Regions from separate parts of the Homo sapiens genome. Here region 1 is linked to region 2. Evidence: chromatin loops called from intact Hi-C (ENCODE). Cell type or tissue: PC-3. All regions are shown on one strand. Links, peaks and the distances in the headings refer to the core of each region. The heading gives the core; the rest is flanking DNA.

Region 1 (2,925 bases), core at 166-2,665, 380 kb before region 2:
TGGTGGTCGAGAACACCTTCTGTGTCTTTGTTAAGGGAGTGGAAGGGGGAGAGCACTCATTCTCAGACGCCTTCTGAGGGCCACATTTTCTGCTTGTTGACTTTGCTTTCTCTTTTAAGGAGAGAAATTTTAAAACCACAAAGTATCTTTAAAAATGAGACTATTTATAAGGAGAATACCAGCACCTTCCCATCCCCTCCCTTTATAAGCTCTGGAACTGCAGTGTGCCAGAAAGTAGTATCCCACTGGGTACCTGACAACCCAGGTGACTTAGGGAGGAGAACACTTGAAGGCAGAGAGAATCAAAATAACAGCCCATTTAATAAATATTGACTTAACATCTGCTCTGTGCACAGCCCTGGTTTTGCTCAGTGTCTAGGAGGAAGACTCACTGCCAGAGTCAACCCATGTTCAAGGGAAAGCGATTTAGGGTGAAGGAGAAGGGGCTCTGCACACTAGGAGGAGAGACCCTGTTGCTGCGGATTCACCCTGCAGACACACAGGTGCACTTACAGGCATCCATGAAGAGGCCGGGCAGGGCAGGTGCAGAAGCCAGTAAAAACTCATTGTTACAGTGACCAAAAATCACCATTAATTATTTCACCATTAATGTGTCACATAATATAATGGTCTGCCTATGGATCTAAGGGTGACCAGTGTTTGTTATCTTTCTCCTTAATCTTGGAAAATAAATTTGAGATCAGATCAGAAATTGAATCCAGCTGTCCCATGGCATTAGTGGGAATAGAAATTTGGAGTCATAAAAGAAGCTACCACTGCAATAGGTTTGCATTGTGGCATTTAAGGAAAAGACAGTGAAAGTTCTGGGCAGGGATCCATATGTTGGTCCTCAGTGGGTTTGACACTGAACAAAATGATGGTGGTGATGATGGTTGTGGTGATGATGATGGTTGTGGTTGTGGTGATGATGGTTGTGGTGGTGATGATGGTTGTGATAATGATGGTTGTGGTTGTGATGGTGATGGTTGTGATGGTGGTGGTGATGGTTGTGGTTGTGATGATGGTTGTGGTTGTGATGGTGATGATGGTTGTGGTGGTGGTGGTGATGTTGTGGTTGTGATGATGGTTATGGTTGTGATGATGGTTGTGATGGTGATGATGCTGCTTGTGGTTGTGATGGTGATGATGGTTGTGATGGTGTGATGGTTGTGGTTGTGGTTATGATGGTTGTAATGGTGGTGATGATGGTTGTGATGATGGTTGTGGTTGTGATGGTTGTGATGGTGGTGATGGTTGTGGTTGTGATGGTGGTGATGGTTGTGATGGTGATGATGGTTGTGGTGATGGTGGTGATAGTTGTGATGGTGATGATGGTTGTGGTGATGGTGATGATGGTTGTGATGGTGATGATGATGGTTGTGGTGATGGTGATGGTCATGATGGTGATGATGGTTGTGGTTGTGGTGATGGTGATGATGGTTGTGGTGGTAGTGGTGGTGGTGGTGATGATGCATGCGGTGTAGTCTTAAGTTGAAGTTCCTGGAAATAGTAACTCCACTAGATGTCAGTGTCATCCAAGGAACAAAAAGAAGGCAAATTAATTGTGAAATCATAGCAATTAAGATATTAAATTTTTATCATGACCAGTTTTCTTCTATTTTTAAATATGTAAAATTGAATAGACTCTTCATCCCTGGCAGTTGTTGGTGATTATAGGCATAAACTGTCAAAATGTGTATTTATTTGGAAGTGTCTAGTCAGAGGACAGATGCATGATATGCAGACAATCTTAGTGAATAAAAATTCGTGCAGACTGGGATTGTAACACCCAGCTGGAGGGGCACTATCCACCTTATTTATTAGAACATCATAAAGAGGCCATAGTTAATTAAGTAATGCATGTATCATTTTTTCCAATACCATTTTACACATTTTATAAAGTACACTGTAATGCACTGCTCTGGGCTAACATTTTGTGCTCCCAGATGTTTGTTTGCATATATTCATATACAATTTTTAAACAAAAATAAATGACTTTTTTATAAAATAGTACAAATAAAATCTCTGTATTAGTCCAAATTATATGTTACATTTGCAGTAGGAATTCTACTTTACTAATCAAACACTGAGTTATATTTTATTTCACTTATTTCTTTGGAAAAAAAACAAACATTAAAAGACTGTATCCATTTAATCCCTAGTTTGGTAATATGGGTTCTTAGAGCAATTAATTTAGTTTAGCGGCCCTAGTTTACACGTGGTTAAAGTGTTTTATTAGAAAAATTTTTCAAACATACAGAAATAAACACGTGTGTACTCACCACACGCTTCATCAAATACAAGCCCTTTTCTGCTACGCTGCTACTGCAAGAAATAAGCAAATCCTAAGTAAAAGTTGCAGCTCCTTCCATGTGCCTCCAGAACACGTTTCTCCTGCCTGTCTGCCTAGGGATCAGCATTAACCTGAATTTGGTCTATATTATCTGTGTCCATGCTGTAAACTTGTTCTAGTGTGAGTCTTGAAATTATACATTACATGGCCTTGTCCATTTTCAAGCTTTATAATAACGATGTTATTTATGTGATATTTTTAAAAAGCTTACCATATAATGTTGATACCATTAAACAGAGCCAAGTGCACCCAGGAACCAAAGATTGTGAATATACATTGCCCAGCTCAGAAACTTGCCATAAAAAAATAAGGCAGCAAAATTCATAGTGCGAAGAGAACTGTTTCAATGGCATTTATTTGTTTTTGCAGAGGAGCTCCTGGGTACCTCCCCTAGTGTGTTCCAGCAGCCGTTGACTTAGCCACTGGTTGAAAGGGGGTAAACGGGCTTCTCTTTGATACAGAGGGCTCTTGGCAATGATGCGCTTGTTCCTGTAGGCAGGTAGTTAGTTGATGGGAGTGTCCTCCATGGCTTCTCTCACCACGGCAGGGGAAGTTAAACATTTTTGTAAAGA
Region 2 (2,925 bases), core at 143-2,642:
CGCTGCGGGTAGGGGGAGCGGAGCGGAGGGGGCGCCTCCCACCTTTGAATCTCCTGGCTGAGGGCCTCTGGGCAGCGATTACACCCACCCTTGGGGACTGGTGCTGGGGACCCCTTCCTGGGCTGGTCCCTTTCACTCCAAAGCCCCAGGTGAAGGCGGTAGCCGGTGGAGCAACGCGCTCTTCCTATCAGCAAACCCAAGAAACAAAGGGGGAGGCTCTTCTGGGGAGAGCGCGACAAGAAAGGCTCAAGACATCCCTTCCAGCACAGCTGAAAAATAATAGCTTAATATTAACTGCTTCTCATAAAAATATACTTTCACAGAGACACAGTTACAAGAAGCAAACCCTCATTTTATCCCGTACTTTGTGCTCATGGCTGTTAGCTGCCTCAGTAATTTAATTGGAATGGAACGTGAGAAATGTGTCATTTTTGAAGAATTTATGCATCACTTCCTAGAAATCTCATTGTGTTAACTAGGAGCCTACTGCGTTCTGTTTAGAACCCATAATCACATTTTTATGTGTCTGTATTACGAGTTAATGTGACCTCCTGTCTTTAGCAGATAAAAAAAATGTTCTCTTGCGATAACATCTGTATCAAACTCTGGCTTACATCAAATACGCCACAACCCTGGTTTTCCAAGGTTCTCCAAACTTACGAACTTTCTTAAGAGCAGGGAAAATAAATGTGAATGGAAAAAGCGTCTACCAAATGAATAATTACCCGCTAAATTAAAACCCTGTGTTAAACATAGTTGACAGCAAATACTGCATTCTCAATCATGTTTTTTGCTTACAAATTGCATTACAAAGAAATCCACCGTTTTTATCGGAGTGATTAAGCAAAGAATGTTAGGACTGCAGAAATACCATTCTGGAAAATTAGATGAAGGCTGAAAACCCAGCTAGTTACATTGCAATAGTAAATGTATAATTTTGTTAAAGAACACGTTTAACACACAAATGAGGATTGGGATGTTATTATGGTATCATAAAAAATTCAACTGAAAATTATATTTATTTATAAACACATTAACTATAAACTGCACATATTTAATACAAAGGAAGCAGGCAATTCCATAATCAATATTTTAATTATTGAATTTTTTATTATGGCAGCACGATTCTATATGATAGTTTACGAATCTGTAGTTTTCGTAGGCTCCCCTCCCCTTTATCATGTGAGCTAAGATCTTCCTGTTTTCCTCCTTTTTAAATTCTGGGGAGAGTAGGTTGGTGGGAGAGGGTAAGACCGTTTGCTTATGGCGCCACCTGCAGGCCTCTCTGAAAATGAATTTCAATACCTATTCAATCTTCCGCAGGGTTCTAGATTCCTCAGGCTTATTTTAGCAATTTAGTGAAATTAATTTTTGTTTTAACAGAGAAAGATGTTAACAATTTCAACGCAAATCCCGGAGTTTGAAAAGGATTTTGATGTTCTCAAACTACACTTAAATCCTAGAAATGAGATGCAGTATTGACCATAATTGAAATACAGGGGTTTCTGCATATCCCATCTGGACATAACAAATTTGACTAAGCAGTAATTTATCCTTAAAATAATGGAATAAAAGATACAACATTCCTGATTTATCCCTTGGCCCTTGGGCAGCCCTTAAAAGATGAAAAGCACTTGGCAAGCTAATAGCACCCGAAATTGTAGTGATTGAGCAGCTTCTTAGGTGCCTGGCGTGGACAGGAGGTGGGGGCACTGGAGTGGACCAGCTCATTCCGCAAGCCTGTATTTTACACCATTTCTGCAGAAGGTTAAGTGTTCTTTGCAAAAGTTCAACAGCCTGCCCCATCAGTGTGTGTCCAAAGGGTCATTTCAGAGATTGGAAATTTGACAATTATATACAGTTAACTGGGATCAGCAAATGCTCCATAGACTTAAAGAGTCAGTGGCTTTGATTTTCTTTAAACCATACTGAGTCGATGATTATCAAGTAACTTAAATCAACGTAAATATACTAAAAAGGCAGGCCTAATGCTGGGTTCAGAGTTTTAAACATAACACGTCACACAGTACTGGGTCTGTGTACTAATTGCCTGTGGACTGTGGATTGTGTCTGATGGTCCAACCATGAATGTTTCGTCCTGTCCTGGACATGGTTGGTGCGGACAGAGGCCAGCCTCCCCAGGACCAATATTAGTGGAGAGCTTCATTTGTGTATTTTATTTTTTTGAGATGGGGTCTCACTCTGCCACCCAGGCTGGAGTATAGTAGCACGATCTCAGCTCACTGCAACCTCTGCCTCCCAGGGTCAAGCGATCCTCTCATCTCAGCCTCCTGAGTAGTTGGGACCACAGGCATGTGCCACCACACCTGGCTAATTTTTTGTATTTTTGGCAGAGATAGGGTTGCCCGGGCTGGTCTTGATCTCCTGAACTCCAGCAATCCACCTTCCTAGGCCTCCCAAAGTGCAGAGGTTACAGGTGTGAGCCACTGTGCCCAGCCACTTCTTTTTTAATTCTCTGTCGTCAAATGACAAGTAATAATCAAAGACATTCAATAAAAGTTGGAGGCAAAATATTCCTCTGTTGTCTTTTTTTTTTTTTCTTTGACACAGGGTCTCACTCTGTCATCCAGGCTGGAGTGCAGTGGTACAATCATAGCTCACTGGAGCCCTGACCTTCCAGGCTTAAGTGATCCTCCTGCTTCAGCCTCCTGAGTAGCTGAGACCACAGGCGCATGCCACAATGCCCGGTGAATTTTCAAATTTTTGGTAGAGATAAGGTGTCACTGTGTTGCCCAGGCTGGTCTTGAACTCCTGGGCTCAAATGATCCTCCTGCCTCCCAAAAGGCGGGGATTACGGGCATGAACCCCTGTGCCCGGCCCTCTGCTATCTTTTTTTTTTTTTTTTAAAGTAGAAACAGCCAGTAAACGCATCCTTTACTCTTTTGTTACTTTCTGAATTTTGAG

What was found. A loop is a pair of places that touch in the nucleus more often than their neighbours do. Peaks named below come from ENCODE experiments on the same cell type or tissue, not always from the same donor. Only the 100,000 strongest peaks of a DNase experiment are listed, where the experiment ranks them.
Region 1: it touches region 2 in a loop (10-fold over the local background); 11 of 110 quality-filtered maps call a loop at or near these places.

Annotation. Positions count from the first base shown.
Region 1 is chr2:235,801,751-235,804,675 of GRCh38, forward strand. The region is part of intron 8 of AGAP1 (ArfGAP with GTPase domain, ankyrin repeat and PH domain 1); the gene reads left to right. Among named protein-coding and RNA genes, the nearest start is that of TNRC17, 290 kb to the left of the region's middle. In PC-3, for the core only: a CTCF peak has its summit at 1,539 (motif pointing right); no DNase peak of the experiment used is centred there.
Region 2 is chr2:236,179,787-236,182,711 of GRCh38, forward strand. The region is part of intron 1 of GBX2-AS1 (GBX2 and ASB18 antisense RNA 1); the gene reads left to right. Among named protein-coding and RNA genes, the nearest start is that of GBX2, 13 kb to the left of the region's middle. RefSeq lists enhancers at 1-53, 54-569. In PC-3, for the core only: CTCF peaks have their summits at 1,278 (motif pointing left) and 1,478; a DNase peak (open chromatin) is centred at 1,245; H3K4me3 peaks cover 1,065 bases; H3K27ac peaks cover 898 bases.